Linked DNA regions of Mus musculus: region 1 is linked to region 2. The links are chromatin contacts, found by Hi-C or POLR2A ChIA-PET in ENCODE. All regions are on one chromosome and are shown on one strand. The core of a region is the stretch at or near the end of the contact, and the rest is flanking DNA. Distances in the headings are between cores, read along the strand shown.

Region 1 (4,542 bases), core at 1,203-3,702, 42 kb before region 2:
ATGGGGAAAGTCAATGTTAGCAATATACTTGGGTTTAGAGAAACATATTTTTTGTTTGTTTACTCCTGTGCAGTAACATTCCTTGTAAGAGTTAAGCTGTGCCCAAGAATCCAGGTAACCATCAAGGGGGTCACTTGACATGTGGCTGCTACCAGTTCAGACATAGGCTGAACTCTCCATCTGGCCATGGGTGCTGTCCTTCTAGAGTATATTCTGGCTATTTCTTGGAGCCATTACTACAGCAATAGAAGGTTGTCTTGTTTCTTGCCACAAACCCATGTGGCAGGAAGCAGAAGGACAGAAAGACCATGTTCAAATCCCAGCTGCTTTGTTGCCTGTCATGAGGATCTGAGTTTCTTTTCCTTTTGTTTTTGTGATGGAGATCAAATCCACAGCTTCTTATGTGCCCAATATGTCCTGGGCTACACTCCCCACCAGTACATACGAGCCTCCATTTACTCTGCTGTGAAACAGTAATGCTGTCAGTTCGCTGAATACTAAGTTGTACAAGACCCTTAGCTCCCGTAAGCTGAGGTTTGCTGGATGGGAGTGTGTGAGTGTTGGATCCTCATGGCAACCAGGGAAAGCTGAGCGCCAGCAGTGTAAACAACCAAGGCAGACAAGCCAGGAACAACAAACTCAGAGAGCATTCTGCTTCAGTGGAGGATAAGAAGAAGACAGACCTGTTGATCTTAGCACATCCTGACCGGACACATTTCAACTATGCTAAGTCTGTGGTGAGTTCTTCTGAAGCTAACATGTTCAGGAAAAATGGGAAACCTAAAATATGACTTACGAACCCTTTCCTTTAAAGGATTAAGATAGCCATTCATGTCAGCCGTAATTTAAGTCCCCATTATCTAGATTAAAAGAACAGAGAAGTGTATATGGAATTCATTTGCACAGGCTGCGGATGGATGAAGCTGACCTCACGTTCACAGGCTTCCAGATCCTACATTTAACACAAGTTTCCTTATCATTGAAACAGAAATAGCCTTATTCCCCACTGTAGAGTTCGTAAGAAGTTTAAATCAGATGAACCATGGAAGGCATTAAATACAGGGCCAAAGCAGCATGTGTTAGGTATTTTCGCTTTAATCTTGGCAGTGGTATTATTCAAGATGTAACTAGTATTCCCCCCTCACTTTTTTTTGTTTTGGTTTTTGGTTTTTTTTTTTTTTTTTTAGTTTCCCCTCTGTTTACTTTCCTCTAAGGTGTATGTTCCTTACTCTCTTCTTTGGTTTTTCATTTTTCTTCTGTTGATGTTTTCCAAACATTGTTTTTGGTGTTTTTTGTTTGTTTGTTTATTAACACAGCCTGTAATTGTTGCTTATAAGACAAGTGGAAAAGAAGTTTGCATGGCATTGCATGCTCTGGCCCTGAGTTTTTCTCTACTGTCCTTGCTGGGCTGTTCATTGGATACTGTGCTGTCCTCTCAGCGCTTAGTTCCTTCCCTAGTCCTAGCTAGAACTCATGAGTAACTCCTTGGCATTCAGAGTCCCACACACTGAAGTGTGAACGGATGCCCCGCCCCCTGCCTGCCCCCTCCACCCCACCCCCCCCCTTTCTTTTTCTTTCTTTTTTTTTTTTTTCTTCTTGCCTTTTCTGGCTGCACCATGTTTATTGGCTTCAGAAAATGTCACAAGAACATCCTAGCTATGATACTGCATTTTTATCTCTCTTTTTTTGTGTGTGTGACATGACTATAAGTTGAGTGGATTTGTTCTTGACAGAGAGAAGGCCTGTGACATTTCTAAACAAACAAAAATAGCAGCATTTGCTGTGTCGTGCCTGCTGCTCACAAAGCGTCCGCTCAGGTGGGAAAGGCTGAGTTTTCACTGAAGTTAAAATGAAAATTGTGAGTTTCAGCCAACATCAGACGACAGGCTTTATCTTGACAGGAAGCTTTAGAGATGTTGGTGCGATTAAAATACCAAGACGTGTTCAAGGTGGCCTTCTAGGAGCCTGGGTCTGCGCTGCATGCGCTATGCTTTTCAGAGAAACAAGGATATAGATGTGGTTTAACTTTAACCAGTGAGTGTGTTTGACTGACAGATGTCCAAATAACTAGTATTCTAAATGTATTGAAAAGTCAGAGAGCTTTGTCCACTTCACTGGCAGTCTGCCTAAATATTAATCTTTCAATTATGGATATATGTATATGTATATGTATATATATAACATGCCACACTATCACTAGGACCTGAGTTCAATCCCCTCAGAGTCCACATGAAAGGCTGGGTGTGTTAGAATGCTAGGGAGCCAGCAACAAAAGGCTCCCCTGAGGTTTTCCTGCCAGCCAGTTTAGGTGAGTTGGTGAGTTTCAAGTTCAGTGAGAGTCCCTGTCTCAGAAAATAGGATAGTGACACATGACATCAACATCTGGCTTCCACATGCATGCTACACTCGAGCATGTGCATACCTTCCCAAGTGAGCAAGCCAACTCCCTCCCCCCTCCACCAGGACCTTCCAGGATATTCTCCTCCCGCTTGAATGCACTTTCTCCTTCTCTTGCTGTGACTAATTTCTCTGTGTTCATTACTTCTCATTATTACAGTTGCTTCCTCAACACTGCCCCCCTTACCTCATTTCCTGTTCTTTTCCTCTCTAGCATTTACCATAGTTCATAACTGCGTTCGTGTGTGTAAACCCTTATATATAACAGTCAAGAAAAGAATAAACAACAAGAACAGCGCGTTGTCCTTGCACCTTTTTGATAGCTAACCTAAACAATCTACTTCTTACGAAACTTCCTCAAAGAAACCACTCTAGATACCCTGGCCTAGGTTTTGTTTGTTTTTTAAGGCAAGTTGTCCTTATGTATCCCAGAACTACCTCTACCTCCAAGTGCTGTGATTGAGCCAAGACTCTCAGCTTCCAGTCTAGTATTACCTCCATTGGAATAGCAACAACCCAGACAATTACGATTTATGAGTTAGATGTAACAACAAATAAAGGTTATGTAGACACAGATTCTGTCTTGATAGGACTCATAAGCCGAGATAAACATTTCTGGAGGGTTTCATGGTGAGTGTTGTCAGGAGAAGGTTCTGGAGTCTGTTTTGTGGAGAGGTGAACAGAGTGAGAGATGAGGCCGAAGCTCAGTGGGTTGAGAGGGAATAATTAAATTTTGCTGCATAATGAGGTTAGACGACTACTCTTGACATAAAAATGAACATGAGCCAAGACAGAGTGTATGGTATGTTTGGAAAACTGTGGGAAGTTCCGTGTGGCTGGAGTGGGTGTGAGGGTTTGCACAGAGAGTGACAGGAAATGACTTTGGAACAATAGACAGGCTTTGGTCCTGAGCCATCTGGACAGTTTCGCTAAGGATCCTGGGAGTGATGCTCTAGGCCGTGCTTGCTCTTTGTGCTCTGATCCTGCTACTGAGGGGATCCAAGTTGAGGAGACATGACCAGCTCTCTGTGAAGCCCTTTCTAAGAGAGCCTGTGGGATAGGGCAGTTAGGGGAGTGGACAGTGACAGATGCTCAGAAGAGAAGCGGTACCCTGGAAGACTTAGCTAGTTGCAGATGAACAAATGACGGAGCACTGCTGTTAAATATTTTCTTTTTGAAATTACCATGGTAATTTGCTTAGTGGAAAAAACTTGGAAAATGTAAAAAAAAAATTGTGAATAATGAGTACAAGAGATGTTCTTAGTGTAGTTAAGGTGAGAAGAAGGGCTTTTGAAAGATCCAGAGGATTTTTAAGGTTTATTCTCTTTTTATTTTCTTTTGAGATCTTAATTCTACCTACCTAGGACACCAGAAGCTTTGCATATATTTTGTATATAAAGTTCACACTTGCAGTATAATTTTGTCTCTGTCTTGAAGAGTTCTTTATGCTCCTCCCTCTACTCTTTTTTGCCACCCAGGTTTTAAAAAATATTTGTTTGCACCCAGGTTAATAATTTAAAGAATCACAGATATCATTGTAATTATAAAATAATTGCAAAGCTGGGCGTGATGGCGCACGCCTTTAATCCCAGCACTCGGGAGGCAGAGGCAGGTGGATTTCTGAGTTCGAGGCCAGCCTGGTCTACAAAATAAGTTCCAGGACAGCCAGGGCTACACAGAGAAACCCTGTCTTGGAAAATCAAAATAAATAAATAAAATAAAATAATTGCAGAAACATATATGGATCATTAATACAATTCTTGTCACTGTCATTCATGATTTTGTTTGTCATCTAATACTCACAAAAGTTCCACAGTGTTGGTACTGTTTCTCCATTCCATAGGTAAAGATACTCTAAAGTATTATAAAATTAAGTGGTTTGAGCAAAAAAACAAACAAACAAACAAAAATTTCTCGGGAAGCTGTGCTGCCCCCTCCCAAATTAAGAACCCCCGTAATGTCATTTTACAGTTCCTATTGTTTCCTGAGAAACTTTTTGCTTGTGAGGACTTGTTCATGACTATCGGAGATGTGTTCCCTGGAGACTCTAAATCCCACGGTAGCAGAGCTTGTGTATGTTGTTCCCTTTTATTCCAGCCAGTGCTTAGCTTGGTGATTTCTGGCACACAGTATGTTCATGGTCTC
Region 2 (4,465 bases), core at 485-2,984:
ACTGGCTTTTTCTGTAGATGACTGGTGGGACTTGTGGTAATAGTGCAGAGGGTAGGATGAAGTAGGGTGTGTCTCGAGTCCTCAGGAAAAGGCATCTTCGACTTGAACAGTTGGAACTAAAACTGTCCACTTTGCATTTGTGCTGGCTCATAGTGAGGAAAGACAACAGGTCACAGCAAAAAAAAAAAAAAAAAAAAAAAAAAAAACCAAAAAAAAAAACAAAACCAATGCATGGAGTAGTAGTAGAAAAACAGTTCTGGGGTCCCCACTAGCTCACAGCCTGGCTGTGCTGTAATCTTTAAACACTTTCAAGGGCAGATATCCTGTGAATTTTAAGGTTTTACTTGCCCAGTATGCACCGAATACCCTAGCCTTTGCTGTTTTTTTTTTTTTTTTAAGTGAAAAGAATTAGGATTATGTGTGTGTTGTGGGTGTGTCTGCTTTCAATAGGCAAGACTTATTATTTCTTGTTACTTTTGCTGGAACTCTGGGGACTTTGGAAGCAGCTGACTAAGTCACCAGCAGGATTTCTGGGAAGTATAATTTTCAACTTTGTTTTCAGAAAAGTCTCTGAATGGCTACACTTTGGCTAGAAAGTTGACGTTCATAGCATCTCTGTGACAGCCAGAGTTTGAGTTCCTTCTCTTGTTAAGACAAGCTGGGATTTTTCATTGTTGTAGCAGATGGGCCTTTCCAGGAAGATGTTAGAAGCCAGGGAAGACCTATGTATGTGTACTGTGGCTGTAATCCCAGAATTCAGGAATACTTGTCAGGGACCCCGTCGCCAATTTAAAGATGGCAACCAGCCCTGGTAACCCTATCCAGAAATGGCTTGCTTGACCACCCTCTTCTGAGGCCTCCACATCAACATGTGTTCAAAGCCTGCTAGCTACATCCAGAGAGGTGACTGCAAAAGGAGCGGCAAGAGAAGCAGTTTTTATTTTTTTTTCCACTTGAGAACAAAGGAAATTACTCCTGTCTTTGTCCCTTTCTTGCCGTCTTTTTAATAACTAGGTTGAATTCCTGTATCTTCTGTCTTTTCCAGGAAGGACAGGTCTCCCCTTTGGATGGCTTATAAGGTTTTCATTGCTTTTTTGATAATGTTGTCTTGAAGGAAAACTCTTCCTCTGTGGCACAAGAATGAAATTGAAAACTTTCCCGGGTGTATTTGGGTGAGGGACTGGAAAGGAAAACACAAAAACAAAACAAAACAAAACAAAAAAAACCCACCCGTTTGCTCTACAAAAATGTAGCATGCTTATAACTGGGGGGCTGAGAAGTGTCCTGGGAGGTAGATCTGGACAGGGAAGTGAGAGTAATTATCCGCGCCTTTTCGGGACCAGGGGCTGCTGTGAAAGATGAAAGAAAAGGCGGGCCATTGGCTTCCTATCCAGGTGTTCCAGCGGTTCCCGAAGCGATGCCCTTAAAAGGGGCAGCCAAGTGGGGTGCGAAGCCACGGCGACGCCTGGCCCAAGGGCCTGGGGTGGCTGCTCCCAGGAATGTGAGGCATGCGGGGCGCCAGAGCCAACCATTGCGCGGGATGGGGGCGCCGCGCAGCCCGGGTTGCCGCCCCAGCCCGGGAGGCCGAGCGCGGGGGCCGAGGCCGGGGGAGCGGGCGCGGCCGGGCGGCCGGGCGGGCGGGAGGCGCGGGAGGGCTGGGCGCGGCACTAGGCGGTGCGCGGCTGCTTCCCCGCCCCCGGCCGGCGCGCTCTCGGGGCGGTGGTTGAGGCGGCGGGAGGTGGGGACGCGGCGGCGCTGCTCGTCCGCTGCCGCCGGCACCGCGCGCGAACTCCGGTCCATGGCACGCAGGGCGGCGGCCCCCGGAGCTGCTCGAGAGTCGCCGGCCGCGCGCGTCGCGCCGCACTTTTAGGGCGGGAGCCGCGAGCCAGTCCCCGGCCGCATCCTCCCTCCGCCTGCCCGGACAGGCGAGAGAGGGAGTTCCCGGAGCGCCGCGGCCCCGGTTGCCTCAGCTCCCCGCGCCCGAGATGATCTTCCCCAGCGGCAGCGGCCACCCCGGCGCTGCCGGCGGCTGCAGGACGCCCTACCGCAAGCAGGTGAGGCTGCCGCGCTCCCCAGGCCTGCGCCGAGCGCGCGGGGCGGTGACCCGGTTTCGGAAGGAGGCGGCGGGCGGAGAGATGCCCGGGGGGACCGGGACGGGGACTGGCGGAGAGGTGGGACGGGCAGGCGCGCGGCCAAGGGCTCCGGCGGCCCGCAACAAGTTTGGGGGTTTCCTGGAGACCTTTGTGTACAGAGGAACTGGGGATACGTCGGGGCAGTGCTTTGCATTGCACTAGGGGACCTCCAAGAAACCTGTCTGATTCATGGGGAACCCGGAAGACGTGTGTGTGTGTGTGTGTGTGTGTGTGTGTGTGTGTGTGTGTGTTCGCGCGCGCCACCCTTCTTATTTTAAAAAAAAAAAAAAAAAGACAAAAAAGAAAAGAAAAACAGGAACTTCTGTCACTTTCTCAAGGTTTTCAGAAACACAGGGAAATCCTGTGATAGAGATACTGGGATAAGCCTGAGTCATACACACGCCTTTTCCTATTCTAATTTTGTTTCATACATTTTCTAACAGATTGAACTCCAAAGGCACTTGAAAGGTTACATCCGAATCCCCTGCCTGGAAAAGGAGTGGAACTGGCAGGTTTTAGTTTCGGTCTTTTGTTTTTAACATCTTTGTTTTTGAAAGAAGGTTACTGAAGCCATGTTGTGATAAAAACCCCACAGCCTCTCAGCAGCAGCAATAACAACAACAAAAACCCTAGCTCTAAATTATGTTAAAAATGTGCAGGTCTGCTCAGAAAAGGTTAAACTCGTTTAGAGGTCAGTGACAGAATGCTTGTTGAAAAAGAAAAGGCAGCATTGCAGATCTTTTCCCTTCGTAATAAATCTCTAGTCTACACCCTCAGCCACAGAGACAGATCAATTAAGTTATCCCAGTAATGATAGCAGCAAAATGCACCCTTCCACGTAAACTGTGGTTCCATTAAGATCCAGATGTGTGGCACTGGAGCCTGCTGAGTTCTTTGTGGCGGTTTGCAGGATTATTGTTCCGGCTGTCCAGCATCAGCCCATCTGAAATGCTTCCTCGGGGTCACAAAGTACTATTTTCTATTTTACTTTCTTTGCCTCTTTTGTTTGTTAAAATTCCCCTTTAAAAGAAGTAAATAAATGTCCCTGGGTTTCAGTGCCCACGATGTCCAAGCCACAGCCTTTCTCCTGGATTAAGAAGTCCAATCTTTGGGTTACAAGTTTAAAATCTTTACTGACGACTTGGCTGAGATAGATATGCACAAGGTCAGGATTCACGGACGGGTATCTCGAAAACTCACTTCATGTGGCTTTATTTAAAATAAGTGCCCTCAGATGCTGTGTGCCAGCGTCAACTTCAGAAGTGAGGCCAATTTACACTAAAGTATTCTCCCAAGCCCTCCTCCCCCCACCCACCTCTCTCTACCTGAAAAGATGGCTAATTATGTTAGGGCCTTGTGTATTCATTTATTTGTTGTCAAAACCCAGCAGGGTGTTAGCTCTGAAATGGGAAAAGGCTCAGAGGGTGAGGCCTTTTGCTGAGAGAGGCTGGAGGTTTGGTTGTGGAGGGGGGCACAGCCTGCTGGCTGGAGCATGCTGATAAGATGCTCTTTTCACAAGCCTCTCCTTAGACTCAAAGACTAAAAGGGCTGACTGAATCAGAAAAACAAACAGACTTTCTTTTTTCTATAGGCAAAGAAAGAAATGAATGTGTAGGCATTATACAGACACAAGACCCTGGGTACCAGTGGTATTTGAGTCAAAGGTTTCTTTTGTTAGTATTTTGCCATTCACTGAAAAAGCACACTTGGAGCGCAGGGACCTGGTTACCGTGAGTGACTTCATGATCTCATCCTGGCTTAGCCTGAATGGGAAATCTAATTAATACTTCTTATAAGATGCTGTGATGCAAAGCTTTGCGCCTTTCAGTTCATAAATGCTTTCTTCAGTTTGCCGACAGAATTGGCAATTTTCAGGCATATAATGCAGTTTGATTTTCATCTAGAAATACACAATCAGCTGTTAGGGGCTGATTTCAGATAACTTCCTTGAGGAATAAAAAGGAGTGTGAGGGATACTTAAATCACCTTTGGAACGCCTACAAGTCAGAATCACTCTTAGTATAGACACACACAGAATCGTGGTAGCTAACGATCACCGAGCACCTTACTACCTGCTGGCTGGCATTTGGAATGTTTCTGTGGATTAACTGATTTCATCACATTGGCAGCGGCCCTGTGTGGTAGGTAATATTAGTCTCTACTTTACAGTGAACATTAAAGCATGGATTAAATAACTTGCCCAGAGTCCATACCACCCAGCGTGCAGAGGCAGGACTTGAATCCTGGCCACCAGGCCTTTGGGACCTCATACTCCAATGGCCTTTTCTGCCATGAACATCCCAGGAAACACCCATGTAGAAATCCTCCGTGCC

What was found. Hi-C counts contacts between places; a loop is a spot of excess contacts on that map. ChIA-PET counts read pairs that join two places held with the same protein, here RNA polymerase II (POLR2A).
Region 1: a loop to region 2 is called in a map of heart, with 3 times the contacts of the local background. The contact joins the enhancer-like site here to the promoter of Rbms1 in region 2. A Hi-C loop is called at or near these places in 1 of 37 maps with a recorded cell type or tissue (heart). POLR2A ChIA-PET finds 5 or more read pairs at or near these places in 3 of 5 experiments (all embryonic stem cell).

What each region holds. Positions count from the first base shown.
Region 1 is chr2:60,921,286-60,925,827 of GRCm38, reverse strand. It overlaps a transcript of Rbms1 not described here. Among named protein-coding and RNA genes, the nearest start is that of Rbms1, 42 kb to the right of the region's middle. Within about 2 kb of position 2,452, at least 1 of the 3 ENCODE cell types and tissues checked has a DNase peak (open chromatin) inside an H3K27ac peak, as active enhancers do; it is heart, where a contact is called at or near this core.
Region 2 is chr2:60,878,707-60,883,171 of GRCm38, reverse strand. It overlaps Rbms1 (RNA binding motif, single stranded interacting protein 1), which reads left to right and starts at 1,734. Exons shown (of 14, transcript NM_001141931.1): 1 at 1,734-2,054. The coding sequence starts at 1,986. It overlaps LOC108168762 (a long non-coding RNA gene), which reads left to right. Exons shown (of 2, transcript XR_003953832.1): 2 at 1-206.